6 separate regions of the Homo sapiens genome follow, and all the other regions are linked to region 1. The links are chromatin loops, found by intact Hi-C in ENCODE. Cell type or tissue: heart right ventricle. All regions are shown on one strand. Region 1 overlaps PCSK5 (proprotein convertase subtilisin/kexin type 5). Region 2 overlaps PCSK5 (proprotein convertase subtilisin/kexin type 5). Region 3 has its middle 110 kb from the start of OSTF1. Region 4 overlaps LOC105376091 (a long non-coding RNA gene). Region 5 has its middle 250 kb from the start of OSTF1. Region 6 has its middle 180 kb from the start of OSTF1.

Region 1 (5,000 bases):
TCTCCCAGCTGCCCTGATAAAGAGTCCTTGGAGGTCCAGAAGGAGGTGGTTAGTGACTTGGGTTGAGGGGTGCATAACAGACCAAGCCTGAAATTCAATTATCCACTCCTGTTGAAAATGCTGCACAGGCTGGGCGTGGTGGCTCATGCCTGTAATTCCAACACTTTGGGAGGCAGAGGTGGGCAGATCCCCTGAGGCCAGGAGTTTGAGACCAGCCTGGGCAACATGGCAAAACCCCCTCTCTGGAAAAAAATACAAAAATTAGCCAGGCATGGTGGTGTGCACCTGTAATCCCAGCTACTCGGGAGGCTGAGGCAAGAGAATCACTTGAGCCCGGGAGACAGAAGTTGCAGTGAGCCGAGATCGACCACTGCACTCCAGCCTGGGCGACAAGAGCAAAACTCCATCTCAAACAAAACAAAACAAAACGAAACAAAAAACTCTGCATAGACATACATAAGGAGATTAAATTATGGTGAAGAGAAATACATCAACATAAGTCATGAAAGAAATGATGTCTTCTTCCTCTAGGTTTGATCACCATTGTTATAAAACCTGTCCTGAGAAGACCTACAGTGAGGAAGTGGAATGCAAGGCGTGTGATAGTAACTGTGGCAGCTGTGACCAGAATGGGTGTTACTGGTGTGAAGAGGGCTTCTTTCTCTTAGGTAAGTTAGAAAATGGCACCATCCAAGCTAAGAACCAGGCACTGGAGCTCCACACAGTCGGGGCCACAGGAGCGCACATGTGATTGGTTTCAGAGTCTGTGCGTGTGGGCACCTCTGGCCCAAGGAGAAATTTTAATTTGGTTTAGAAATAAACATTAGCCAAACCACCTCCTTCTGCTTTTATTACTGAAGCATGGTTCCTGTTCCACTAATTAATCTCAAATATCTCCAAGCTGATGGAAACAAGGCTGAATTGGATGGAGATAGAGAGTGGGGACCTGAAGATGAATGTTTTGGCATTGAAGTCACCTGGCATATTGAGAGCTCTGACCCTTGTCTTGAGACTTAATCCATCTTATATATCCCCATGCACTGTAAGAATCTAACAAGATCCCTTGCCTTAGGCTTTGGTCAACTCACTGACTGATGGAAATGGATAGTTAGGAAAGAAATACAGTGTGACTCTTCCAGCTGAAGAGGATAATAGCCCAATGCACTTGAGTGTTTGGGGGAGAAAGAATGAGAAGGACAGCCCACAATGATCTTCAGTGTTTCTCTACACAGAGATTTATTTTATTTGTAATTTTTCAAGGCCTCAAGGATTCTGTATTCGATGCTCTTAACCCTCTAATGGCCAATGTAAATTCCCAGTTGAAAAAGGACTTAGGTAAAGTGTTGGATTTTTTTAGATGGAGTCTCACTCTTGTCACCCAGGTTGGAGTGCAGTGGCGCAATCTCAGCTCACTGCAACCTCTGTTGGCCAGGCTGGCCTCGAACACCTGACCTCAGGTGATCCACCCACCTCAGCCTCCCAAAGTGCTGGGATTACAAGCATGAGCCACCTCGCCCGACCTGGATTTATTAAAACACATTTCTTGGTTGACATAAGCTAAAGCCATCTTGGTTTCTTTGAAAACAAATGCAAAGGCTGGACACAGTGGCCTGGCCAACATGGTGAAACCCCATCTCTACTAAAAATATATAAGCCGTGCGTGGTGACACATACCTGTAGTCCCGGTCACTCAAGAGGCTGAGGCAGGAGAATTGCTTGAACCCGGGAGGTGGAGGATGCAGTGAGCCGAGATCATGCCACTGCACTTTAGCCTGGGCAACAGAGAGAGACTCCATCTCAAAAATAATAATAAAAACAAATGCAAAGAAAAATGTCCCTAAAATTTCCTCCAGCCTCTTTAGAACTTGGCCTTGCAAAGATCACTAAAGCCTTCATGCTTTCTCTCTGTGTTCTCACATAGGTGGCAGTTGTGTGAGGAAATGTGGTCCTGGATTCTATGGTGACCAAGAAATGGGAGAATGTGAGTCCTGCCACCGAGCATGCGAAACCTGCACAGGCCCTGGTCATGACGAGTGCAGCAGCTGCCAGGAAGGACTGCAGCTGCTGCGTGGGATGTGCGTGCATGCCACCAAGACCCAGGAGGAGGGCAAATTCTGGAATGGTATGTGCCCCCCAAAAAAGAGGTCACAGGGGTCTAGCGACCTACTCTGCTTCCCTCCTTCTATAACTCTGGTTTTTTTAGTTATCCAGGAGAGAAAGGCTGTGCAGAAAAACAAGAGTTTGGAGTGAGAATCAAGTTGGGATCGTTCCTGAGTCTCTCTGATGCTTGCAGTAGGAGTGGGTAGGAAGCTGAGGTTGGCATTCAGCCAGCAGAGAGAGCCCAAAGGGCAATTTATAATTAGTCTACCTGCTTGAGTTTCTACCTGGGTGAAGCAGGCCCGGAAGCAAGTGAAGAGAGTCACGGAGGGAAATGGCCCTGGTATCATTTTCTCAGAAATTTCGGAGTCACTTCTATCACAGGCATGTCCTACGTCCTTATTACATGTCCTTTTTACAGTAAAGGAAAATTTTACCTGTAGGGTAGGCTTTTCCAATTAGACAAGCAAGAACTGCTCGAATGTATTAGATTTTATGCTAAAAACAGACGGTCTCTATGGCTGCGTTATTAGAGCTCACCGTCAGTCAAGCTTGCCTTTAAAAGTTGCTCTTCCCAGTTGCAGACAGGGAAAGCGTGAAGCTTCTGAGGAGGGAGGAGAGGGGACAGGTGTGGGAGCTTGGAATCCAACAGCAAAGCCCTGCAGGTGCTCATTCCTCCCCGAGTCTTTAGAACGCGCCTCCTCACACTTGAGCGTCAGTTATAGGCTTCCTTGCAAGGTAATTACAAACTTTCAGCGACCCCTCTGTGACCGAGGTGGTTAAAAAACAAAATCCTCTTCCTGTTGGAAAAATCTGACTCATGTTCTATGCGGAGACAGTCACAAAAACAGGAGCTGCTCTTCATTTGATTTCGAGGCAAGAATTTGTTAAAAGGGTCACTTCGGTGCAAAGGCAACGGCAGCCGAAGAGAGTGCTGTACAGGAGGAGTGTGCTAAGGGCTCGAGGGAGTGACAGCTCTGTGGTTTTTGCTGGGCTGGAGAGGAGGCACGTCCATGGCTGCTGTCTACTACGGCAGTTTTACACATGTGACTTCAAGGAAGAGCAGCTCAGAGACCGTGGAAAGCCCAGCAGCCAAAGGCCACGGAGAACACGGGCCCTATTTCAGAGACAGAGCCGAGAAGATTATTCAATCCAGATTGGGCTATCTTCTGTGAGTTATAGCTGAAGCAAAATGCTGAAAATGAGTTTGTTTGGCATTCAGGCATTTAAGAGGCAGTGCAAGCCAAAAGGAAAATGGTCTGGTGCTGTGTTTCTAGCTGAACATCTGTATTTTATCTGGCGTCCAGATGATGACACGGTCCAGGGAGCCAAGAGTTAGAGCAGGCTTGATTCCCCAAATGATTCCACGTCCCTTCAACTGGACTACGCATTTTGCAAGCAGAAACCAGGCTTCAGTGGTTCCCTTTTGTCGAAGCACCACACCCACCCCTCCACATTTTCTACTATCACAATGTAATGTTTTTGAGGAGAGGGAGGAATTAGTGCATTTGGGGATTTTTCACTAATAGGGGATTGGGGACAGAGATGAGAGTGTTTCTCATGGCTGGACAAAAGCAATCAAGTCAACGACAGAGCTGTACTTTCCCATTCCCATGACCTATGAAATAAGACATGCAGACCATTAACACAGAGAAATAGCCATTTATTCACTAAGCAAGGTAAAGCTGTAGCTCAGCTTCCCCCAGCATAGTGTAAGCACTGAAATGGATAGTAAATGGGAAATGCATTCCATAAAGTCCTGGGAGTATTTGAGCCAATGCCTACAACCTTCTCCTGACTTCTTTTGCTTAAAAAAAACAGGATCGAGAGTGTAATAGGAGAGGAGAGGCTTCCAGAGAACAAGCACTAATTAGCCACACCTTTCAGATGATGGAAAGCAGATTGCAGTCATCCTGGGTCAATTCAGAGGAAACCCAGGCAAATTACAGAGTGTTTTTGAGAGGATATAGCTGCCTAGGTGGTACCAGAACGTTTTTCTGTTTCATTTTGGGTTTTGTTTTATTTTGTTTTTCAAACACAGATTCAGATTCAGGTAGGAAAGGTAAGATGACACACACTTCAATCCATTCCTTCACCCATGCTGCTCCCCAGTGGAAACAATAAGATCCTGTTTGCGTCTGAAGACTACAACCAACCCCATGAGCATCTATCAGCACAGGCTGGGAAAACACCCTTGAAATAAAAGTCCAGCTAGAGTTCCCTGAACTCCTCTTTTAATAAGGTGGCTAATCAGAATGAGAATGACAACAGTGAGAGAGCCACCATTCTTTGCCAACTGCCAACAAAGTGGGAATACCTCCTACCTAGTCTAAGGATGCAGATTCCTCCACCTATCAGACAATGCCTGACAAATCCTCCAGCTAAGACTAAGTAATCAAAGATTGTGCTCGACTCTCTGTTTTTTCAGCCACCAAAAAGTCACTGCACAAATGTATAGATCATCCCCAGACCCTCTCTCCTGGTCACTAGTATATTGTGACAATTATTTAGTGTCCCTAAATGGCAGGAATAAAACCAATATTCAAGGCCGGACGTGGTAGCTCATGCCTATAATCCCAGCACTTTGGGAGGCCGAGGCGGGTGGATCTCTTGAGGTCAGGAGTTCGAGACCAACCTGGCCAACATGGTGAAACCTCATCTCTACTAAAAATACAAAAAAAATTAGCCGGGCGTGGTGGTCAGTACCTGTAATCCCAGCTACTCAGGAGGCTGAGGTGCAAGAATCACTTGAACCCAGGAGGCAGAGGTTGCAGTGAGCTGAGATTGTGCCACAGCACTCCAGCCTGGGCAACAGAGAGACTCCATCTAAAACAACAACAACAACAAACGAACAAACAAAAATATATAATATTCGACAGGCTGCAAATGGCTTCAGCAGTGAC
Region 2 (5,000 bases), 77 kb before region 1:
TGGAAGCCTCCTGCCCCTCCACACCACATTCCCCACCCCCATCCATACAAACGCCGCTGCCCTCACTTTCATTCTCATCTGTTTATGTGCTCCACCTCAATGAGGTGGGAAGGACTGTACAATGTGTCCTGATACCTGCCAAGTAGGGGAGCCCCCACCCACTCAGTGAAGAAGCAGGTACAGCCCAAGTGCAGTGAGCAGTCCATAGGGGGACCAAGGATCCCAAGTTCTGAACCTGACTTGATGAAACTCTGCTGGGGAAAAGCCCCATCTGATGGAGATTCACCTATTTCTGACCGACTTTGACCTCAGCAGCCTAAGAAGGGCACAGCCATGGCTCTGGAATTTTCCACAGCACAGTGCAGGAAAAGCTGGCTTTGTTTGGTATAGGGAGGCTGTCTCCAGGCGATGCTAATAATAAAAAAAAGAACGTGTGTAGGTTGCATCTGAAGCCCAATTGCTTTGCAAGGTCATTGTGCTTGGTCTGGAGGGTCATTAATTTTAGCTGCCTCATTGCCACCCACATATGCAACCAATACATTCCTCAGGGGCAGGAGAAAAAGCACAATTTGGGATCCAGTCTGACCAGGGTTTAGATGATGTTCACACAGGATTAACATTCTGGTGCTTAAATTCCTTGATCAAATGGAGCTGAGACCCCTAACTACCCTACATTATTATCTAATATTTAATGAGATAACACAATTAAAGAAACAGAATCATAACTAACCTCTGTCATCCATTCTTCTGGTGCTGTAGGTCTGTTTTCTCATTTGATCCCCACCACATCCTATGAGAGAGAGAGAGAGTATTATCCACATTTACAGAAGAGGAATGTCCGGGAAATATGTGATTTGATTAATTTCACACAGCTGGAGAAGGAAGGGACCCAAAAATGTAACCCAGGACGGGATGACTCCAAAATGTGTGTCCTTACCCAATGTAGTGCTTCTTACGATGCTGACCCGCAGTAGGCACGGAGCAAACCTTGATTCCTGTCTTTATTTCCACACTTCGTCTTTTTGAAAGCACAATTTGGTCACTCCCAATAAATCATTGGGCAGCCCAACGAATCAAATGCTTCTTCAGTCACCAAGGGACAGAGGCATCCTGGGTGCCGCATTCCATACAGACCTGTCACTGGGCAAACCTGCGGATCTCTTAGACAGTGTTAATGAGAACCGGTGAAAGACTAAACTGTCCGTTACAAAGCTGCGACCAGCTATCATGCAGCTAGAGCCCCAGGCCTTGGTATGCAGCTCCTCCTCTCTCCAGGGGCTTCTCTTTTCTCTTAATTAGAGATTTGGCTAAAATGTTTGAGCACTTGAAGTCAGGGCGTAAAGAAATAGGAAAGGAGTGTGGGAGATGAATGATGAGCCAGCACTTTCTATGTGTTGATGCAGAGAAAGAGAAAGAGGGTAATTTGAGGATGTTCCTTCCCATGGGGCAATGGAGCAGAGAAAGCCACACTGCAGCGGTATTTTCAAGGGGTTTAAAAGCAAGTTATGAAAGCCATGAGGGAGGTTCATTGGGTTGCTAAAAAAACGAAAGAGGATGATAACAAGTCTCATCCATGTGTCGGTGTTTCAGGAATTAAAAGCTGTAACAAGGAACATTTGGGTGGTATTAAGCTCTGTGGGGAGGACTTGGGGCTTTAACTCTCAGTGCACTAGCACCTCTATGTAGTTCAGAACCTCAGGAAGGCTCTGTGGGCCACGCTCCTGAAAATTTCACCTGCCATCTTCATCACTCCAAAGAGAAAGGAAATGGCACATCCCTTAAGGCCTGGCAGTGTCGTGCTCACTCATGGGAAGCGCTCTCAGCAGCGGCTTCCCCTCTCCTGCTGCGGGCTTGCATCTCATGTGGAGAGAGGCCCCCTTTCTCCCGGCCCTCAGCCCTTTCAAGTCATTCACTTTCTCAGTAAGCGTCTCCCAAGGGTGACTTGCATCAGGTTGTCGGCGCTGCTTTCTGAAAGATAAATAAGTTATTCTGTCAAATTATGCTCACTTATTTCTGTCAACATGTATTAAAACTTAGATATCGCCTCACCGTGAATGCATCAGACACTGTACTGTTCTCACCACTAGGGTGGGCCCTCTGCAGCCACAAATAGAGGAGACAGTTGGGGATAAAATCATAACTGATGAATAGAGAGACTGAGTGCACTAGCAAACCTGTAGAAATTCTAGGCTCACAGGAATAGCAAAAGACAGCCCACTAAATAAAGAGACTGTCAAGAAGCATTTCACACCTAACATGAGCAATAAATGGATTCCCATCCACCAACAACGTTTTTCATGATTTTCCTCATCCACAGGTTCAATGAGAAGCTTTGTAAATTTATTTTGTTTAACTGCAGACAATAATCACTCTCAGGGCTGGGCATGGTGGCTCATGCCTGTAATACCAGCACTTTGGGAGGCTGAGGCGGGCGGATCACCTGAGGTCAGGAGTTCAAGACCAGCCTGGCCAACATGGTGAAACCCTGTCTCTACTAAAAATACAAAAATCAGCTGGGCGTGGTGGTGGGCGCCTGTAGTCCCAGCTACTCGGAAGGCTGAGGAAGGAGAATGGCTTGAACATGGGAGGCAGAGGTTGCAGTGAGCTGAAAATGCGCCACAGCACTCCAGCCTGGGCGACCGAGCAAGACTCTGTCTCAAAAAAAAAAAAAAAAAAAAATCACACTCAGGTCTTTTACCTCCATCCCACCCCCAAACCCCACCCTTTGGGTCTGGTCTTACAACCAGCTGTTTAGAAACTTAAAAAAAAAAAATTGACACATAAAAATTGTGTGCATTTATGGTGTACAGCAAAATGTTTTGAAATATGTATACATTATGGAATGGCTAAATTAAGTTAATATATGCATTACCTCACATACTTATTTTTTGTGCATGATGAGAACACTTAAAATCTACTCTTAGTGATTTTCAAGTACATGATACATTGTTATCAACTCTAGTCACCATGTTGTACCATAAATCTCTCGAACTTATCCCTCCTGTCTAACTGAAATGTTGTATCCTTTGACCAAAATCCCCCCAGTCTTCCCCACCACCACAGAGAACTGTTACCATAATTGTGGTTGTAAGCTGTTTCTGAGGAGCCAGTTTATTTGTTTTGAACAGAATTAAACAACATAGAAAATCCCTGTCCAGACCCTCAACCAAGTTAATTCATTCAAAAAAATATTTCTGAGTTCCTCTTAGGAACTTACAGCCTAACGGGCAAAACAAACTGCTTGTAAAATCTGTTTACTTGATACATGGAATTGCCTTTTAAAGAATGATGGCCATTTTAACAGAGAAAATAAATTTGGAGGGTATAATCAATCATTGAGTAAATCTGCTTTGTGAAACATGCCTGCTCAAAGTTTGTTTGTTTCACAGTAAATTCCTTTTTGATGCCCTTACCTCATCAAGTAGTTGAGATGAGGCATGTACTCAGTTCTTTCTTTTTATAAATAGCAAAGCTACTTGGAACACTAAAGGGGGAAATGAATCCATACCAGCAAATATCGTAGAAAGAGCATGGGCTCAGTCTCAGACACACCTGGGTCGCAGCCCAGCTCTGCCACTTACCTAGTTGAATGAACTTATGCAAGATTTTTTAATCTCCCTGAGCCTCAGTTTCTTGTTTATAAAAGAGGTTTTTGTCTGGATTAAATATTACATAGAACAGCACTTGTAATACAGTAGGCATCCATGAATAGGAGCTTGTATGATTGCTACATCACTACTACATTCAGGTGCGTCAGCCAAGACTTCACTTTGGATGTACTTTTTTAACTGCCTGACTGTGGTCAAGGGCCAAACGACGGTGGAAACTAGAAAGATCAACTCTTAATTCTGCCCTTTGAACAACGTGTAGGCTGAAGGAAACTAAATATTTGTGTGTGTGTGTTGGATCCACAATTTACGATCCATCCTTTTTGCAGGAGTGCCAACCCATGAGGTTGCCAGAGTAGCATTTCAGAGCATCTGCACAAACCCCACAGATCAATGTCAGTGCCTGCCTGAGAATGAAAAAGCAATGGGACCAGGAAGGATAAGTCTTGTCAATCAAAAACAGAATATGCAGGAAGGACAAGGGCAAGTTGTCCTTGAGAGAATGGGATAGAGAAGAGATTTCCTCCAGACACCTCCAGGGTAGGGATGTAGAACCCTCTTTCTAGCTGCCTAATGTTCATTCTGTCTTTAGTGCATCCTTGAGGAAAGGAAGAAGACAGAGTTTTCCATCTGCCAGATGTCTCCCTTATCCCAAGTTTTATTCATATATCAATTTATTTCCATTATCACAGGAGGTCTCCCAAGCCTCACTTCAACAGACTGGCTTCCCAAGATGGTGGATTGGTTGATACCCTTTGGACCCATCCCCAAAGACAGGCAATACTGATTTTGTTTTTTGGCTAAAATGAAGTATTGGCCTGCTAAGACACAAACTCTTTGTGTAGATATTTTTTTAAAAAAATATTGTAAAATATTCATAATATATATTTACCATTTTAACTATTTTTAGTGTGTAGTTCTGTGGCATTAAATACATTCACACTGCTCTGCAACCATTACCACCATCCATCTCCAGACCTTCATCATCTTCTTCCACTGAAACTCTGTACCCATTAAATAACCCTTTCCCCCTACCCTTAGGCCCTGGAAACTACAATTCTACTTTGTCTCTATCACTTTTACTACTCCAGTTACCTCATATAAGTAAAATAATACAATATTCGTGCTTTTGTGACTGGCTTATTTCATTTAGCATAGTGTCTTCAAGGTTCATCCATGTTGTAGAGTTTGTCGGAATTTCCTTTCTTTTTAAGGCTGAATGATTGTGTTGACTTAAAGATGTTGCAGTCTCAGTTGATGGCCTCATAGTTTGAGCCTTGCTATAAAACTTTATGCTTAACAAAGCTTTGAAAAACAACTGATTTCATTAGTACATAAGTAGCTGAAAGTGTTGCTGAGTATTTATTATAGCTGGCGAAAAAAACATATAGA
Region 3 (5,000 bases), 1.1 Mb before region 1:
TGGATTTTGGTGGGGGAGGAGGGTTTGAGCTTCACAGCATTTCCCTGCTCAGAAATGTTCTTTCTTTCTAGTAGGAAATACTTATGTAAGGGTCCCTTGGCCTGGCATGGGGGTGCCTTGGTGCTATGTTCCAGTCTGCATTCCTGCCCCATGTCCCTTTACTTTCTATGTGTGCCTTGTGTTGCAGACAAACTGCAACATTCCCGTACACACACACACACACACACGCTCCTGCCTCTTTCCTTGTGTTTGTGTAACCACTCAGTGTGTTCTTCTTGCCCACTGCTAAGATAGAGCCAATTTATCAAGACAGGGGGATTGCAATAAAGAAAGGGTTTAATACGTGCAGAACCCGCTAAACGGCAGATTGGTGTTTGATTATTACTAAAATCAGCCTCCCTGAAAATTTGGAGGCTAGGATTTTTCAACCATAGTTTGGTGGGCAGGGGCTAGGGTATGGGTGCTGCTGATTGGTTGGGAATGCAATCATAGGGGTGTGGAAAACCGTCCTCCAGCACTGAGTCTGCTTCTGGGTGGGGGCCACAGAGGAGTCGCTGGTCCCCGTATGACCATCCCATCATCAGAAATGCAAACGTCTGAAAAGACATCTCAAAAGGCCAATCTCAGATTCTACAATAGTGATGCTATTTACAGGAGTACTTGGGGAAGTTGCAAATCTTATGTCTTCCAGAATAATGGCTGGTAGTCATTTAACTATGAATTGAGGCCCCTCTCATCCTCCTAACCTGGTGACCTTTAGTTAGTTTTATAGAGGTGGTAGTTTTGGGGACGGGCTATTATCAATTAAGCTATAAACTAAATTTCTCCCTAAATTATCTTGGCCCACACTCAGGCATGACGATGGGTAGTTAGGACATTAAAGGCAAGATAGAGTTGGTTAGACCAGATCTCTCTCACTGTCGTCATTCCCGCTGTTACGATTTTTGTAAAGGTGGTTTTCCTTGGACTGTTGCCTCTTTCTCAGTTGTTCTCCCTCCTCCTATCCTCAATTCTACCTGTTAATATTTATTCTCTCCTTCAGAGCTTGGCTGACATGCTGCCACCTCCTATGAAGGGATTCTTGATCCCTCCAACCAGATTATAATCTTTCTCTCACATTTATTCCTTCTCTTATGACATTGACCCTACTAGACCTTATATTTTTACATTAGTATTTGCATAGTTAATTTTTAAAATATTCCATATTTTCCTAAACTGATGATCCCAGAGAGATATTTGCTCTGCTTTTCCTTTTCATTCCCTGAAGATCTTAGTCTAGAGCCTTTCACATAACAGGCATATAATCCTTTTTGGGTAGGATTTGGAATTCCTACTTTTTTCTTTTTTTAGTTATTGTCTCTTATAGTCTTGTTTGATGGAATTATTTTTGTGTGATATGTAAAAGTGTTATGAAGGGAAAGCTCTAGAACCAATGTTTCTACATTTCTTTCTACAGAAAGAAATGCTTCTGGTTTCTGCATTTCTCTAAGCCTTAGATTCTTCCTCTGCTGAAATGTGGGTATTAATGGTCCATGCCATGCAAGACTGTTGTGTGGATTAAATGAGACCATATGTTACTCAGCACAAAGTCCGCCATGCAGTAAGTGATCAGGAAATAGCAGTTGTTTTTGCTGTTATTATTACTTTGCTCTAATAGAAGGAAGATTTTCCTTCTTTCACTGGTATTTGGTAATTCTTTCATTCAACTTATATTTATTCTCTAACTACTGGTACTGAAAATCCTATGCTTAGAAAAAATTCCAGACAAGTCTCCTGTTTTCATGGAGGTCAGTCTAGAGTGGAGTCAGATATTTATTCAGCAATTATGCAAGGAGAGATACATGGTTCTGCAGGACCCTAGTTTAGGGAGCCTAGACCTAGTGAGAGAGGTCAAGGAAGATGTTCCTGAAGTGTTCAAATGTGGCTGTCAACTTCCTGGAGAAAGTAGTTTAGGGCTAGTTTGACCAGTGCTGGGATTAGGGTAAGGCAAGTGAGGCACTTGCTATAGGGACAAAATTTAAGGGAGCCTCAAAAGATTCAGTGATCAAGATAAACAATATTTTAATGCGATATTAAAAATAAAATTTAACGCAAAAAAGTTCCCAATGAACAAAACATCACAATTTTGGATAAAGACAGGATCAGTAACAATGTTGTATTGAATCATATTGGAGCCTTAGGCAAAAGGAGAAAATCAAATACTGATCCTTAGTTTTAGCCCTGGATTTGACTAGGTAAGAATAACTTTAAAAGTCCTTTTATATCCAGAGAATCTGGAAAACTAAGTACACTTACATGGAAACTTCTAATTTTATCCAGCAGAGGGCAGTGATGCCTAAATAAACAGTTGGAGGCTTTTGCTGTCATTTTCATCAATCATCATCATCAAATTTGGGGAGGGATTAACTTAAAGGTTAAAGGTTTTTGCAATGGAAATAGGGTATGCTGTGGAAACTTTATGTAACTCTGGTGTTAGAGGACCAGGAAACTCTTATAAACTGCCATACAACAAGCTTTCTTTTTAGTAGATGTATTTTTACAGACATGATTTGAAATGTAGCCAATTCCAGGACTTACAAACCATGAAGCCATGTAGCGAAGAGCATTCTGTAATTTTTGAGGGGGTCAATTTTTGGAGGCAGCAATTAGTGGCTGATTTCCTTTTCATTCTGGCCTTCTTTCAACATTAAAATCAGAGACTTAGGAAGCTGGACATCATGTAGAAAGAGAGATCCTCTCATTTGCAAGCTAATACAGGGGAGGTTGGCTTATTTATTTGTTAATTCACTTGTTCATTCATTATCTCATTTATTCAAGGATTTCACAAACATATATTGTCTACCATATAACAAATACTGTGGTGGCACAAAGGGACACAGAGACTCAGATGAATCACAGTGCTCACCTTTCATGAACAACTACTTGAGAACAGGAAAGAGTGGCAGAAGTAGATCCTTGTGATACTTAGGCTAAGTTGGTGTGCTGAGATATATGCCAAGCACTCTAGGAACTTGGTTCAAGAGGAGCTCACAGGTCTTCATCTGTTTACCGTTGAGGGTATTTTTGGAATCTAAGATAATTTTGGAGTTTTAGTAATTTGTTTTTATTTGACTCTGATTTTGGCACAAAAAAAATACCTCTAATGAAACTTCATGCATTTCTCAGGTCCTAGTTCAATGGGGACATCCATCACATGCTTCTTGATGACTGCCTGAGAAAGAGGATGGAAAGGCCAATCCCTAGAGAAATAATCTAGGCACGTAGTTTGTAAACTGTGGCTTGGGAAACTCTAGGGCCGTGCTTCTCCAGTGTGGTCTGTATCACCTACATCAAATACTTTTGAGTACTTGTTAAAAATCCAAATTTCCTTCCTGGAGACCTACAGAATCAGAGTCTGGAGGGACTGGGGGCAGGGAGGGTAGGGACCTGCACTTCCACAAGTGTTCCAGGTAGTTCTTATGCATACTAAAGAGCTCCAGGGGCTCTACTCCTTGCCTTTGCCAGCTCACATAGACCCCTTCAACCAGATCACCTCTTCTTCTAAAGGGTAAGTTCCATGAGGTCTGGGCTTTTTGTCCATTGTGTTCACAGCTGTATCCCCAGTACTTTGAACAATGGTGCACAATAGATATTTGTTGACTGAATAAATTAAGACAGTATATAAATTGAATTTCCACCTAAGAGTTCATTTTGACCAAGTTTTCTAATACTAAAAAAAAAAAGTGCCTAGACCATAGTTTTGGATCATCTTCTTTCCTTAAAGAAGGGAAGCAAAGATAGCTGAAAGCCCTTAGGTTTTTGAGCCCCTCTTAGATAATTACATTGAGTATGGAACCTAGTTAGCCACATTTTCTTTTTCTCTTTTTTTTAAAATTTATTTATTTATTATTATTATACTTTAAGTTTTAGGGCACATGTGCACATTGTGCAGGTTAGTTACATATGTATATATGTGCCATGCTGGTGCGCTGCACCCACTAACTGGTCATCTAGCATTAGGTATATCTCCCAGTGCTATACCTCCCCCCTTCCCCCACCCCACAACAGTCCCCAGAGTGTGATGTTCCCCTTCCTGTGTCCATGTGTTCTCATTGTTCAATTCCCACCTATGAGTGAGAATATGCGGTGTTTGGTTTTTTGTTCTTGCGATAGTTGACTGAGAATGATGATTTCCAATTTCATCCATGTCCCTACAAAGGACATGAACTCATCATGTTTTATGGCTGCATAGTATTCCATGGTGTATATGTGCCACATTTTCTTAATCTAGTCTATCATTGTTGGACATTTGGGTTGGTTCCAAGTCTTTGCTATTGTGAATAATGCCGCAATAAACATACGTGTGCATGTGTCTTTATAGCAGCATGATTTATAGTCCTTTGGGTATATACCCAGTAATGGGATGGCTGGGTCTAATGGTATTTCTAGTTCTAGATCCCTGAGGAATCGCCACACTGACTTCCACAAGGGTTGAACTAGTTTACAGTCTCACCAACAGTGTAAAAGTGTTCCTATTTCTCCACATCCTCTCCAGCACCTGTTGTTTCCTGACTTTTTAATGATTGCCATTCTAACTGGTGTGAGATGGTATCTCATTGTGGTTTTGATTTGCATTTCTCTGATGGCCAGCGATGGTGAGCATTTTCTCATGTGTTTTTTGGCTGCATAAATGTCTTCTTTTGAGAAGTGTCTGTTCATGTCCTTCACCCACTTTTTGATGGGGTTGTTTGTTTTTTTCTTGTAAATTTGTTTGAGTTCATTGTAGATTCTGGATATTATAATGCCTTTTGTCAGATGAGTAGGTTGCGAAAATTTTCTCCCATTTTGTAGGTTGCCTGTTCACTCTGATGGTAGTTTCTTTTGCTGTGCAGAAGCTCTTTAGTTTAATTAGATCCCATTTGTCAATTTTGGCTTTTGTTGCCATTGCTTTTGGTGTTTTAGATATGAAGTCCTTGCCCATGCCTATGTCCTGAATGGTAATGCCTGGGTTTTCTTCCAGG
Region 4 (5,000 bases), 430 kb before region 1:
GGCATTTTACCAGCTGGGAAGGTTCCAATGTTCAATAAAAACAGATAACCTCTGGCACTTTTTAAAATCTGTGATTTCCCAAGCTGAGCATAACTTCCATCACTGGTGTGTTCTTTATCTTCCTCTTTAAGATGAAAGCTGCCTCTGTGATGTGCACCTACACAGAACAGCTGTTCCAGTTGGCTTTACATAAACAAGCAATTCCCCCAAATCAAGACTTGTTCCCACCAGTGCAGTTAATTAATCTGTCCGTTAATCAACAAACGTTTATCGAAGAGCAGGCACTGTTCCAAGCATTGAAAACACAGCAGTCAACGAAACAGATGAGACCCCTGCCTTCATGGAGCTCACATAATTCAAGGAGTCTGATTGTACTGATTGATGATAAACATACAAATAAAGTTATAAGAAATGTCTGAGGTTACAGAAAAAGGATTTCCTGCCTAAAGGAAATAACAGTTAGGTCTTTGCTTTATTGAGTGACTGGCCCAGGGCCAGAGAAAGCACTAGTTGTAAGGATTATTATTGGAAAAAATTTGTTGTAATTAGGTAAACCAAGTGTTATTAACTCTGAGCTACAGGGATAGGGAAATAGAGAACCTTCTTTGATATGGCATTGGCAGCTATGGGATTTTGCCTGTGGGCTGCAATGGGATTTAACATAGAACTGTACTGTTTGGCACAAAAGGAATTTTCCCCCTTTTTCTGTGTGTCCCAAAGGAGCAATATGAGTTATTTAATATACCTAATAAAGTTAAAACTTGACCAGTTGAAAGGAGATTAGAGCGCATTTGTTTTTCTGTGTCAGCCTGATTAAAGTAACTCATTAGTGGTCAATCCCACTATAGAACCAGATACACAACATGTGTGAAAAGTTATCAAGTCAGAAGACAGAGCTATGGGCTTATTGTCAATAACTCTACCTGCTGGTACCATCTGCACATTTTCTGACTTATCTGTGTACCGCTTGTACTATTACTTACCTAACATTTTTCTTTAAGTCAATTCACTTTTTTACTTAAAAAGCAAATGTGATGGCATTATGGATAGAGAAACCAATATCATTGTTATAAATAGCACATAGTCATAAAAATCAATGCAACAAATCAAGCAATACTATTATATTCTAGCTAGATAGTGTTGCCTGGTGACTGCTCTGATTTTTTTATGGTAAAACCTTTTTTTTTTTGTCAAAAATGAGAAATTGGTAACCGATAGAGGGGTTTTAGAAACATCACAGGATAAGAAGAAGGCATATTCCTTGAGGCCATTAGGAGGGATTAGATTCTCCCTCTGTGAGTCAATGTTGCTTCTATGTCTATGCATAAGCTAAAATAATATCCTATTGTATGAACAGAAAATGCTCCTCTTTGGGAAATATTGAACCAGGTGGCTTTGAGAGTGCCTTCCGGCTCTTAAATGGCACAGTTCTCTGAGACACACTCTCTAGTTAGGAGCAGGGAGGAGAGATGTCATTCACAGCTCTCTTTCAGGTTGCCCACCAAAAGTCAACCAGTGCTTCCTCTTCTCCCAGCCTTCACTCATAGTTCACATCCCATTTTCTTTACTCTACCTGCGGCAGACAGGCCAACCACCCTCAGCCTGGAAAACTCCCTTTCACAACATGGAAAGATAGAGGAAAGAAGAAAGAACCATGGTGAGATCAGTTACAGTAAGGGGGTCTGGGTGATCTGGGACAAATGAAGCGATCACAGCTCCTTAGCTCAGTGCTGAGCTCACATGACACCTAACATGAAGGTACAGTATCTGAAAAACATCTTTTGTAGAGGCAACATGTTGACTCTGGATGGAATGTTTCACTTCTCATACAGATGTTTGGAATCCTACAAACAGTGCCTCCCATTTCCTTATGTACCAGTTTATTCTCTTCCAGAATCATTTGTTGTCAGTTAGACACACCTTGAGTCTAATGTTAATTCTTAGACACAAAACTCTCTACCAAAGGGTCAGGAAACCCCCAGGATTTGACAATGTGCAAAAAAATAAGAGAAACACTGAACAGGCTTGAATTCCTAGGAATCTTTGGAGGAAAGTCAAGACCTTCTTTGTTATATTTGTAGATAATCAATGTTTTCGTTTGCTCTATTGATCTTTCTCAATCGTCTTTTTTTTTTTTTGCTTGTTCAAGCAAAGAATTAGTCACAATTTAATGTAAGTGAAAAAAGTTAATAAGCCTTTTAATCTTTTAAAATTATTTATGAAAGGCCATTTAGTTCTGGGTGCTCAAATGCTAATGTTTGCCTAAATCTTTTCATTAAGACTATGCATAGAATTTCTATTATCTCAGAAAAATGACTCCCTCTTGTGGCAAGAGCAGATTTTGCAGCCAATTCTAGGGCTTTTGAGTTCTTAGGTGCTAAAGAGCTGGGTAAATTCTTAGAAACCCTCATTTTACAGATGAAATAAGTGAAACCCAGAGTATAGGTAATGTATTGGTGTTTATATCTTGTTGGTGATTGAGACAGACCCAGTATCCAAGTCTCCAATTTCCCAGGGAAGGGCTTTTCCCTTATATTTTCAAAAGTTTAAGAAATGCCCTTACTGGTGTGATTTCCAGTCAAAGTCTCTCCTTTCTGCTTCCTCTGAACAGAGCCGGTGGAGAGGCCATTCTCTGTCCAGGCAACATTTTCCTCCATGTGAAAGCTGCTTCTTGGTGGGCTTTCTCAACGAGATAATTAGCCATTTCCCAGAGCTGGGCTCTAAGCTGCATCCCCACATCGGAGAGCAGTTCTACCCATACAACAAGGACTCTCTTCATTTCTCTGGGAACAGCCACCATCTATCATCCTTGGGTACTGCTTTCTGTCTAATTCTCGCTCACTTGGCTTGTTGTGACAATGAGTAGGGCTTTAAACACAGCACTGGGAGATACAGGCGGACACAGCCACAACCCAGCTTCCTATAAGGGTAACCATTGCAACTACTGGAAATACGATAAAACTATCTGCAGCCTTACTTCCTGAAATGTGTTCTGTGGATCAGTAGCATCAATATCACTTGGGACCCTCCTAGAAGTATGAAATAATCTTGTTTAGTAGCACATTCTGATTTAGTAGCCATGGGTTAGAGCCAGGAGCCAAAATTGTGCACTTCTCATAAGCTCTCAGGTCAATGCTGGGTTTTTTTGTTTTTCGTTTTTTGTTTGAGACAGAGTCTCGCTCTGCCACCTAGGCTGGAGAGTAGTGGTGTGATCTTGGCTCACTGCAACCTCTGTATCCCAGGTTCAAGCGATTCTCCTGCCTCAGCCTCCCAAGTAGCTGAGACTACAGGCACGCGCCAACACGCCCAGCTAATTTTTGTATTTTCAGTAAAGACGGAGTTTCACCGTGTTGGCCAGGATGGTCTCCATCTCTTTACCTCGTGATCCACCCACCTCGGCTTCCCAAAGTGCTGGGATTACAGGCATGAGCCACTGCGCCCGGCCTCAGGTCAATGCTATTGATTCACAAATCACAAATTGACTAGCAAAGGTCTACAGCAAAGTAAGTTGCCTACCCAAATTGTAAAGCACAAGTCACAGTTCTGTTTGTTTCATGACTGGGTACAAATTGATAGTCATTCATCAAAGCAAAAATGACAAACTTAGATTTCATAAACTGGTAAAGAGAGCCACCAACAACCCAGCCAAGTAAACTGTGCTCTGCTCCATGTAGATTTTAGTCACTACAGAGTAGGGAGAAAGACACTAATTCTTGGATTCCCAAATATACCCCTCACCCTGCCTGTGCACCTGATCTCTAAGTCTAACATACAACCTCTAACCCACAAGTCAGAAGTTTCTGCTTGAATAACATCAAAGTCTATTGACATGAGACACACTCAGACACAACTGTCTCCCGTGGATAACTCTTTAGGTTTCTATGAACCAAAAGATCTACTCCCAACAAGCCTTCCAGTAAAAGCTGCCATCTTGCCTGTATTGACCAGGAGGCAAAGAAAATCCAGGAAATGAGCCAATTTAGGAAAAGAACAAGGCAACATCAGAGACCCTTGAGGGATACCCATTAGAGGAAGAGGAAGTTGAACAGCCCAAAGAAGACCCAGATATCACTAAATGATTCTGGAGACATCTGAGAGAAAGAACAGTCATAATTTTTTACAATTATTTTTACTGATTTGGAAAATGTAGATAAATGTTTCTCATACTTAATGTTTTTGATGCACTAATTAATTATGGGTGATAGCCTCAAGTTTTCCATCTTTTATGATTAGTAAAAATGATGAGATTTTTGGAAACGCAGCTCTATTGGAAAAGCAGCTCTAATGTAGTTCTGAGTTGATGGTGTAAATAATCAATTTTAGCAAAACAAATACTGGGGTTTCTTATTCCCACTTGAGAAATGCAGGTGGATAAGCACTAAAGCTAAGCAGGATCCCAGGAAAGCCCTTGTGATTATCTTAGGTTAGATTTCCTGGGAAGTAGCCTCTGAGAGGAGATTTCTAGGCAGCTGGTTTACTGGGAAATGCTATGGAGAAACATGCTTGGTAAGCAAATTGGGAAAGAATGAGAAGCAGAGGCCCTTCCAGAGGACTGGGCAGAGAAAAAGTTGACCTGTGATACAGTTGCAGAAGAAAATTAGCTGAACCCATGGGGAGCTCTGAAGCAGGGATGGCCCGTGAGATGTGTCCCAAATTGCATAGGCCAGGCATGGTGGCTCACATCTGTAATCCCAGCACTTTGGGAGGCCAAGTTGGGCAGATCACCTGAGGTCAGGAGTTCGAGACCAGCTTGGCCAACATGGTGAAACCTTGTCTTTACTAAAAAAAAAAAAAAAAAAAAAATACAAAATTAACCGGGTGTGGCGGCACATGCCTGTAATCCCAGCTGCTCAGGAGGCTGAGGCAGGAGAATCGCTTGAACCTGGGAGGCAGAGGTTGCAGGGAGTTGAGATCACATCACTGCACTCCAGCCTGGGGGACAAGAGCAAAATTACATCTCAAAAAAAAAAAAAAAAGTGTCCCAAATTGAGGCAAGGAGG
Region 5 (5,000 bases), 960 kb before region 1:
TCAATTCTAGGCAAAAAGAACAAGCCAAGGCATAACATTATTCAACTTCAAACTATACTACAAGGCTATAGTAACCAAAACAGCCTGGTACTGGTACAAAATAAACATAGATCAATAAAACAGAACAGAGAACTGAGAAATAAAACTGCACACCTACAACAATCTAATCTTTGACAAAGTTGACAAAAACAAGAAATGAGGATAGGATCCCTATTCAATAAAGGATGCTGGGAGAACTTGCTAGTTACATGCAGAATATTGAAGCTAGTCCCTTACCTTTCACCATACACACAAAAAAACCTTACATTTAAGTCTTTAATCCATAGTAAGACTCAAACTATGAAAATCCTAGAAGACAACCAAGGAAACACCTTTTTGGACATTGGCCTAGACAAAAAATTTGTGACTGAAACCTCAAAGGCAAATGCATTAAAAACAATAAATAATCAAAAGTGTAAATGGGAAACCTACAGAATTGGAGAAAATATTTGCAAGCCTATGTATCAGACAAATATCCAGAACCTATAAAGAACTTAAACAAGAAAAAAGCAAGTAACAACATTAAAAAGTGGGCAAATGACATGAACAAAGACTTCTCAAAAGAAAACATAGAAGTGGTCAGGAAACATGAAAAAATGCTCGACATTGCTAATTATCAGAGAAATGCAAATTAAAACTCCAATGAGATAGCCATTCTGACTGCTATGAGATGACATCATTAACAAGTAAAAAAAAAAAATGATGTTGGTGAGGATGCAGACAAAAGGGAATGCTTATACACTGTTGGTACAAATGTAAATTAGTACAAACTCTATGTAAAACAGTTTGAAGAGTTTTGCTTAGAACTAAAAATAGAACTGACATTTTCTCTCAGCAATCCCACTACTGGGTATCTACCCAAAGGAAAAGAAATTGTTCTATTATAAAGATACTTGCACTTGTATGTTTATTGTAGCACACTATTCACAATGAGTAAGTAATGGAATCAACCAAAATTTCATTCAAGGATGATTTGATAAAGAAAATATGGTATTCTATGGTATATACATAGAATACTTTGCAACCACAAAAAAACGGTAAAGTCATGCCCTTTGCAGCAACATGGGTTCATCTGGAGGCCATTATTTTAAGTGAATTAACACTACATCAGAAAATCAAATACGACATGTTCTGATTTATAAGTGGGAGCTAACAATGGGTACACATGAAAGTAAAGATGGAAACAATAGGCAAAGGGGGAGAAAGGAGGGAAAGGGGGAGAAAAGCTACCTGTTCACTACTTGGTTGATGGATTCAATAGATGCCCAAACTCCAGCATTATGCAATATAGCCATGTAACAAACCTACACGTGTACTACCCAAATCTAAAATTAAAAACTATTTATAGTCTTATTCCACTAATTATTCAGTCTTAGAACTATTGGCTGAATAGCTATTATATTTTATTTCCTCAGCTTGACCTTATGAAGATGATGAGATATGGAATCTTCTCAAAAGTCCTATGTATTGGTTTGATAGAAAGACATATAAATAAATAAACAATATATGTAATGTGCTAAATACCAGAGTTGAAAGATGTTCTGAGTACTATATGAACATGAAAGATAGCAGTAAGTTCTTCCTGGAGAGAGACAAAGGGACAGCATCAAAGACACACACACACACACACACACACACACACACACACACAGACTGAATGGCTGATAAGAGTTTGTGAGGTAGAAATGTTGGGAGAGGGCATTCTAGGTAAGGGGAACAGCATAAAAAATAAGTCATGAACTTTATATTCCATACTCTATACGGGTCTCTGTCTACAAGCCATGACTACATGTATGTGTTTAAGTTGCTGTGTAAGCTTGTGAAACTTGTGGAAGAAATCAACTTAATACTCCATTAGATAAGCACTGTCAGAGGCTAGTCAAGATCTTTTGTGGTTCCAAACAAATTTAAAGCAATTCTGAACAGAAAGCTGGAGATATCATACTACCAGACCTCAAAATATACTACAAAGCTGTAGTAATCAGAACAGTATGATACTGGCATTAAAAACAGACACATAGATCAATAAGACAGAGCAGGAAAGCTGGAAATTTATCCACATATCTACAGCCAGCTGATTTTTGATGATGCTACCAACAACACTCACTGGGGAGAGGATAGTTTCTTCAAGAAATGGGAAACTGGATATCCATATGCAGAGAATAAAACTAAACCACAACCTCTTACCCTATACAAAAATCAACTCAAAATGGTTCAAAAACCTAAATGTCAGACTAAAAATAACATTAGCAAAAGAAAACATAGGGGAAATGCTTCAGAACATTTGTCTGGGAAAAGATTTTATGAATAAGACCTCAAAAGCACAGGCAACAAAAGCACAAATAAACAAATGGGTTTATATCAAACTAAAATAAGTTATTACAGCAAAAGAAACAACCCTTAATGTGAGGAGGCAACTTACAGAATGGAAGAAAATAGCTGCAAACTACTTATTCAACAGGGGACTAATATCCACAATTGACAAGGAACTCAGCAGCAAAAAAAAAAAAAAAAAAAAAAATCTGATTAAAAAAATGGACAAATGATCTGAGTAGACATTTCTCAAAAGAAGACATACAATTGACCAGCAAATACATGAAAAAATGCTTAAAAATTTCTCTAATGATTAGTGATGACTAATGATTAGAGAAATGCCGATCAAAACCACAAGGTGGAAGTATCCCCTCACCCCAGTTAGGATGGCTATTATCAAAAAGACAAAAAATAATACATACTTGTGAAAATGTGAAGAAAGAACTCATATGCTGTTGGTGGGAGTGTGAACTGATACAGCCACTGTGGAGAGCAGTATAAAGATCTGTTAACTACAAATAGAACCATCATATGATCCAAAAATCGTGGGCATTTATCCAAAGGAAAAGAAGTCAGTATATTGATTGAGACATCTGCATTCCCATGTTTATTGCAGCACTATTCACAATAGCCAAGGTATTTACTCAACCTAGGTGTACACACACACACACACACACACACACACACACACACACACATCATGGAATATTATTCAGCCATAAAAAAGAATGAAATTCTATCATTTGTGGCAACATGGATGAAACAGGAGGACATTGTATTAAGTAAAATATGTCAGGAACAGAAAGTTAAACACCATATATTCTCACTCATGTGGAAGCTAAAAAAAAGTTGATCTCATAGAAGTAAACAATAGAGCAGAGGATACCAGAGGCTGGGAAGGGTAGGCAGAAGAGTGAAGTAGGGAGAGATTTGTTAAAGGATACAAAACAACAGCTAGATAGGAGGAGTTAAGTTCTAGTGTTCTTTACCACTGTAGGATGACTATAGTTAACTATATATTATATAGTTTAAAATAGCTAGAAGGAGGATATTGACTATTTCTAATGCAAAGAAATGATAAGTATTTGAGATGATGGCTATATTAATTACCCAGATCTGATCACAATGAATTATATTTATAAAATCATCACTATGTATTCCATGAATATGTACAATAATTATTTGTCAATGAAAAACAATAACATTTAAAAAATGAAGGGTTTTTTTTTACAGCTATAAGAGAGAGCCAGGAAAAGTGCTTTCTCTTTAATAAGAACATACACCACATGTGCAGTGGAGGATTGATTACCACAACGCTCTTAAATTCATTTGCAGAGGGATGGTTTAATTACCACAATAGTTGGCAAATTCATTTACAGTAAAAAAAAATTCAGTTTCCTCTAATAAACATATTATATAGATTACAGTTTCTTATAACAAATTCTTTTATAGATTATGCAAACAAGTAAATTTTCCCATATCTAAATTCTGTATAATTAATGAATAAACGCAATTTTCCCTACAAAGAAGCTTTGTAATCATCATAGACTTCAAGTTTAAAGATGATGTTCCGTGGAAAGGAAATAAAAAATAAATGAACAAACAGAGAAAAACATTTATGGTTAACAGTTGAATATCTTGGAGTACTTTGATATACATTAAAAAGGGATTATAATTCATCATATCAAGAATTAGAGCACATAGAGACATAGATCATTCTAGTTTTCTACAAGTGCTTTCTATTTTTTTTGTATTTCTGCGATCAGAATATAAACTTATAATCCTCTTTCTTATCTTATTGTAAAGAGCAATAGCCAGCTCAGTAATGAATTACTAGTCTCTTTTCAAGGATTTTCATCAAATATAATTGTAACTTCTATTTTTATAGCTTTGGTCAGTAAAAAAAGAACAAAGTCTTAAGTTCCTGTTTTCAGCAATCTATATTCTCAGTTCCTTCTAGATAAGGCTTCGTGATTGATTGGGTATGTGGGTGCTACGATCTGGTGAGGAATATGGCAGAGTTAAGATTATATTTAGTCTTCTCGCCTGGGATGCTCCATGGATGGGGCTTGGGATAGGGATATATAATATTGATTGATGGAGAAGAAAAGAAAACATTGAATTCAGCTTTGGATATGTCAGATTGGAGGTACTTGCGGCATAAACAAAAACAAAATAAGTTTTTTTTTCAAATAAAATTTTGTGGGATATCTCAAAATAGGAATAAGAATGAAGCAAGTATCAGAGTTCCCGATTCCTACCTTTTCCAACATAACCTAATCATGTTCTGACTTTTTGGAGTGGTCTTTGAGTTCTTATAGTTCTATATAATATACTCCAAAAACCCGGATTTAGTCTACTACTCACCTTTCGTAAGTGAGGAAATTAAGATGAAAAGTAGCTTGTTAAAGGAGACATCTCAGGTAATTAGTGACTGGGTCATGAGCAGAACTCAGGTCTCCTGGCTCACCTGTCCATTACTCTGTCTAGAGTGTCTTGTCTACAGTTGGACACATAGTAGGTTGAAGGATGTAATACTTCCAAGTGCTTATGTGTTGATTGAATATCATGCCTAATGCCTACCACTTTTCTTTTTTAGCTTGATAGTTTAAAATTGGAATATTAAAAGTTCTGGAGATTTAATTCTG
Region 6 (5,000 bases), 1.0 Mb before region 1:
CCACCACTATGACTGCACTGGGTCAGACCTGAAGCCAGCACAGCACTGTGTCTCAGAAAGGCCTGCTGTAACCAGTCCCTGACCCAAGGCCTGCTGTAACCAGTCCCTGGCTACTGCCTATGTTCGCTGAAGGGCCTAGGGTTCTATAATTAGCAGGTGGCAAATCCATCCAGGCCTATGTCCTTCCCTTTAGGGAGAGGTCCCCCAAGCCCTAGGTGGGCCCAGAAGTTCTGTTTGGGAGTGGGGTACTAGAGTCAAAAGCCTTCATCTACCTGATATTCTATTGCAGTGTGGCTAAGCTGTCACTTATGCCACAAGATGGAAGCAGAGGAGCCTCACCCTGTAGCTACTACCAACCGAGGCCATGGTGAGTACTGCCAGACTAACACTCATCTTCCCTTAAGGCCCACAGTCTCTAAAGTCAGCTTGTCATGAAGGCTACCTGGCCTGGGACTCACCCTTCAGGGCAGTGGGTTCCTCTCTGGCCCAGGTTAGGTCCAGAAATGCCATCCAAGAGTCACATCCTGGAATCAGGGATCCCAAGAACCCTCTTGGTGCTCTAGTCCCCTGTGGTGATGGTGGTACCTATGGTGCAATACAAAGTCCCTTTTACTTTTCCTTCTGCTTTTCTCAAGCAGAAGTTTTGTCCCATAGCCACAGCAGCTGGCTATGTACTGAGTCTCACCTGAAGCCAACAAGTCTCAGAGGCTCACCCAAGGCCTTCTACGTAGTACCTGTGTATTACTACTGGTTATTTAAGGTCCAAGGGCTCTTTGGTTAGCAGGTGATGAATGCTGGCAGGACTGGGTCCTTTCCTTCAAGGCAGTGGGTTCCCTTCTGGCCCAGGGTGTGTCTAGAAATGTCATCTGTGAGCTAGGCCCTCGAATGGGGGCCTCATGACTCTGACTGGTATCCTATTTTGCTGTGGCTGAGCTGGTATCATAGATGTAAGACAACATCCTTCCTACTCTTCCCACTCCTCTCCTTAAGTGGAAGGAAGGGGTCTCTTTTGGAGTTGTGAGTTGTAGCCTGGGGTTAGAGGAGGTATGATGCGAGCACTCCCTTGGCTGCCACAGCTGGTGTCCACTATCTCTGGGCTTAGTTCAGCCCTAGGACTCGCCTAAGAGTTGTAGTCCTTATGGCCTAGATTGCCTTTCAAGTTTACTTGGAGACAGAGTGCTATAGCCCTTGGAGGCAAGGTTTGGAGGCACTCAAGCTCAGACTTCTGGGATTGGTGATTCCCCTCTGGCTAAGCCTGGCTTAAATGTTCCCTCTGTGGGTGGGTGTCAGCTGAGTTTGGTCTGGTTTTCCTTTCTGCTCTGACAGGACAGCAGTGAGTTCAGTGCATCACAATTGCTGTATTCTCCCTCCCCCAGCACCCAGAGAATCCCTCCATACCATGCCACCAAGGCAGGGAGTGAGGAAGGGGTCACAACGGTGATTCAGGACTGTTTTTAGTCTCTTCAGTGCTTCTTTCAGTGATATAAAGTTAAAAGGAGGTACTATGAGTGCTTACTTGATTTTTGGTTCTTATGAATAGGTGTTTTTTCTGTATAGATAATTGTTAACTTGGTGTCCTTGTGAAGGGCATGATTGGTAGATCTTTCTATTCCGCCATTTTGCTCTGCCCTCTCTCAACAACTTTCTTACCAGGTGGCATTTTGTATTGAAGATAGCCTTAAACCAAATTCTACCAAACCTTCCCATTTTTAATGAGTAAAGATACATTAAAACAGTTATACTACCTACCTATTCTTGTAAGCCCAGAAAGTGCCTTATTCTCCGACTTTTGGCATTTCTCTAAGCATCTTGAATGAGAGGCTTCCTGTGAGCCAATGCAACACCATTCTGGTGAGTAGATGTGAACTTCTTATTTGGGTAAATTGATAGTCTTCTGCAGTGTGAAAGGGACATAGGACCAAATACAGCCCTGGATTGTCCCAAGATATTAAGACACTGGGATTGCTGATTTTATTCTCCTGTTTTAAGAAAGGTTAGTGCGGCCCCAAGTATCTTTCTAACCCATGATATATCCTGAATTTTACTTATTTCCATTTATTTCACCAGAGAAAAATGATTTCTAATATTCTTTATGCTAAGAAACCCTCTGGTGTTTTTGGTAAGCATCTTTGAAGTTCTTACTAAAATACTTTGGAGGCTGGAATTCCTGATAAGTGAATTTCAGCTGCTAACCAGATGCCTTTTGATTTTATACAGTCTGCACTGAGCAATTTTGAGATAAATGACCACATAGCAAGTATTAGTACATGAACATTTCCTGTCTATCTAGTAGTCATTGGCATCAAAGTTTAGAAGTACCTAATCAATCTGTATAAAGTCTTTAATTAAAGGTGGGATAGTAGTAGATTGTCCAACTGAGGATGTGTTTTTAGATACATTTAAAATCTGAAAGAATAATATTGGGGAAATCGTAATTGCATTACGCATCTCTAGCATTCTCACTTCTACCACAAGGGGGCAGCATTAGCCCCAATTGAAGCCCAGTGTTGACAGCTATAATCTTAGAGTCTCTCCTAGTCATTGGTGTTGCTAAAAAGGATTAAAAAAAGCCATCACATTAAACTGAGCACCTAAATGGGTAGGTGCAGAGTTGGGCTTGAAGCTATTTGGCAGCAGGGGTAGCAAAGAGCTGGTCTGTTCTCTGAGTGGAAAGACCTGGGAATTGGGAGTGGGTGGGGTCTGAGGAGTGATTTGAGGCAGGTGGGGAACAGCCATCAGCCACATAAGACAGCGAAGTCACCTGAGGTGACAAAATAAGTGAGGAATCTCTGGCCTCAGGATAACAAAGGACTTGAAAAACAGGGATGTCTAATAGGGATTTTCTGTTTGTGTGATGCAGAATAGAATGCTTTCTTGCTGAGGGTCTTATGTGTTTCGATGCTTTGGAATTGTTGAAGTTAAAATTCAGCAGAGTCATGAAATTGGGGCCAGAGGTGACTTTGGGAATGTGAATCTCCTAGGAATTTATACAAATATTAGTAAAGGCAGTGGCCCTTCTATAGTATGGGGCCTGGTGATTTGAGAAAATCTTGTTTACATTTTAAGTTGCACAGTGACCCCACTCTCAGGCTAAAATCAGTGATTTATTTCAATAAATGTTTCTGGAGGAACTAATATTTGCTTAGCTAGGTGCTGTAGGGAGACAACACATTTCTAATTTAAATGTTTGTGCCAATGACTGTTATATTTGAAGCAACTGCACTGTCCAATTCAGAATATCCCAAGAGGGATGGACCTAGTGCCATAGTTGTCAGCTTTGTCTACGTGTTAGAATCACTTGGAGTTATTTAAAGCTTTTAAAGACACACAAACACACACATATTCCTAACCCAACATTATTTGTGTTCTCCATCTTTTTTTTTCCAATTCCAGATGGGAATCAAAGAAACCTGTTTCTTTTATAAAAATTATTATTATTTTTTAGATGGAGCTTTGCTCTTGTTGCTCAGGCTCAGTGCAATGGTGTGGTCTCTGCTCACAGCAACCTCTGCCTCCCGGGTTCAAATGATTCTCCTGCCTCAGCCTCGCAAGTAGCTGGGATTACAGGTGCCTGCCACCACGCCCAGCTACTTTTTGTATTTTTAGTAGAGACAGGGTTTCACCACGTTGGCCAGGCTGGTCTCAAACTCCTGACCTCAGGTGATTCACCTGCCACAACCTCCCAAAGTGCTAGGATTACAGGTGTGAACCACTGCGCCCAGCCTAAATTTCTTCTTAATACTCCTGTTCTTCAGTGATGCACAATTTCTAAAATGTCCCATTCTCTTTTTTAGCTTCCACAGTGGTGTAACAAGGCAATGGGAATTCACTCCACAAATCCCAGTACCACAAGAAGTTATCTGTAAGGTCTCCAGGGATGAGATAATCTACATATTTCCTCATGTCTGTTATAATGGCATTCTAGCCCAACATAATCATGTCCATCTCTTGGAATGCATTGTGTAGACTTTAACTTATATGGTTCTGCTCTACTAATGAAGTCAGTCTCTTTAAAAAATGTTCAGAGAAACTAATAAAGGATTATAAGCAACAAAAGGATACGGCCTAAGCCAAGTCAAGCCATTCTTGCTATCAATTCTGGAACAAATATATTAATGATATTCCTGTGTCTCTAATTTTATATAACAAACAGACAATCATTCTTCCATCATTTCTATTTCCTTTTTTTTTTTTTTTTTTTTTTGAGATGAAGTCTTGTTCTGTTGCCCAGGCTGGAGTGCAGTGGCATGATCTCGGCTCACTGCCACCTCCACTTCCTGAGTTCAAGTGATTCTTCTGCCTCAGCCTCCCGAGTAGCTGGGACTAGTGCCGCCATGCCTGGCTAATTTTTTATTTTTATTTTTTTGTATTTTTAGTAGAGATAGGGTTTCACCATGTTAGCCAGGATGGTCTCGATCTCCTGACCTCGTGATCCACCTGCCTTGGCCTCCCAAAGTGCTGGGATTACAGGTGTGAGCCACCGCACGTGGCCTCTTCCATCATTTCTTTGACCATGCCTAGGGACCATCAGTAACCCTAATGAAAAATGATCTTTGTTCTTTTCTGCTTTTGCTTAGTGCTGGTTTTTGGCTCTTCTAATCAAATGAGTCATTCCTGGAATGTTCAGTTTGTTTTATGGTTGTGGCACTCCAGGAAAGCAGGGCAGTTCACCTGCCCCATTCCACAGCTGACTGTAGCTGAGAAAGCTCCCAACATCTGTGTCTATAATAAAAAGCCTGCAAAAGGAAAATAAATCATGTTTCCACCTCCATTTTTTCCTGCACATTAAAGGCTGATCACTGAAAGTCATGATCTTGGCTCTGAATTGGGTTGCAGCATTTGATCTGATGGCACACAAAGCGAGATCAATATCTGCCACCATAAAAAGTCAATGAAACATAAATTAGGAAGAGAAAATTTTCTAACTCTGGCCCCAAGCAGTGACTAGTTGGGTGCAAGCCATACATTTGGGCAATGAAAAAAGAAAGCAGCTTTACTTA

The links. Peaks named below come from ENCODE experiments on the same cell type or tissue, not always from the same donor. Only the 100,000 strongest peaks of a DNase experiment are listed, where the experiment ranks them.
Region 2: it touches region 1 in a loop (4-fold over the local background); 19 of 110 quality-filtered maps call a loop at or near these places.
Region 3: a loop joins it to region 1, with 4 times the contacts of the local background. A loop is called at or near these places in 49 of 110 quality-filtered maps.
Region 4: a loop joins it to region 1, with 3 times the contacts of the local background. A loop is called at or near these places in 44 of 110 quality-filtered maps.
Region 5: a loop joins it to region 1, with 3 times the contacts of the local background. A loop is called at or near these places in 4 of 110 quality-filtered maps.
Region 6: a loop joins it to region 1, with 3 times the contacts of the local background. A loop is called at or near these places in 58 of 110 quality-filtered maps.

The regions. Positions count from the first base shown.
Region 1 is chr9:76,294,744-76,299,743 of GRCh38, forward strand. PCSK5 (proprotein convertase subtilisin/kexin type 5) reads left to right here. Exons shown (of 38, transcript NM_001372043.1): 26 at 532-668; 27 at 1,922-2,122. Among named protein-coding and RNA genes, the nearest start is that of RFK, 97 kb to the right of the region's middle. In heart right ventricle, no CTCF peak of the experiment used is centred here; DNase peaks (open chromatin) are centred at 3,118 and 3,398; H3K27ac peaks cover 1,830 bases; H3K27me3 peaks cover 562 bases.
Region 2 is chr9:76,217,869-76,222,868 of GRCh38, forward strand. All of the region lies in intron 20 of PCSK5 (proprotein convertase subtilisin/kexin type 5), which reads left to right. Among named protein-coding and RNA genes, the nearest start is that of RFK, 170 kb to the right of the region's middle. In heart right ventricle, a CTCF peak has its summit at 2,079; a DNase peak (open chromatin) is centred at 2,053; H3K27me3 peaks cover 1,601 bases.
Region 3 is chr9:75,198,752-75,203,751 of GRCh38, forward strand. No RefSeq gene overlaps it. Among named protein-coding and RNA genes, the nearest start is that of OSTF1, 110 kb to the left of the region's middle. In heart right ventricle, CTCF peaks have their summits at 2,317 (motif pointing right) and 2,519; no DNase peak of the experiment used is centred here.
Region 4 is chr9:75,864,135-75,869,134 of GRCh38, forward strand. The region is part of intron 2 of LOC105376091 (a long non-coding RNA gene); the gene reads left to right. Among named protein-coding and RNA genes, the nearest start is that of PCSK5, 24 kb to the right of the region's middle. In heart right ventricle, CTCF peaks have their summits at 2,331 (motif pointing left) and 2,534; no DNase peak of the experiment used is centred here.
Region 5 is chr9:75,331,113-75,336,112 of GRCh38, forward strand. No RefSeq gene overlaps it. Among named protein-coding and RNA genes, the nearest start is that of OSTF1, 250 kb to the left of the region's middle. In heart right ventricle, a CTCF peak has its summit at 2,723 (motif pointing right); no DNase peak of the experiment used is centred here.
Region 6 is chr9:75,263,190-75,268,189 of GRCh38, forward strand. No RefSeq gene overlaps it. Among named protein-coding and RNA genes, the nearest start is that of OSTF1, 180 kb to the left of the region's middle. In heart right ventricle, a CTCF peak has its summit at 2,463 (motif pointing right); a DNase peak (open chromatin) is centred at 2,499.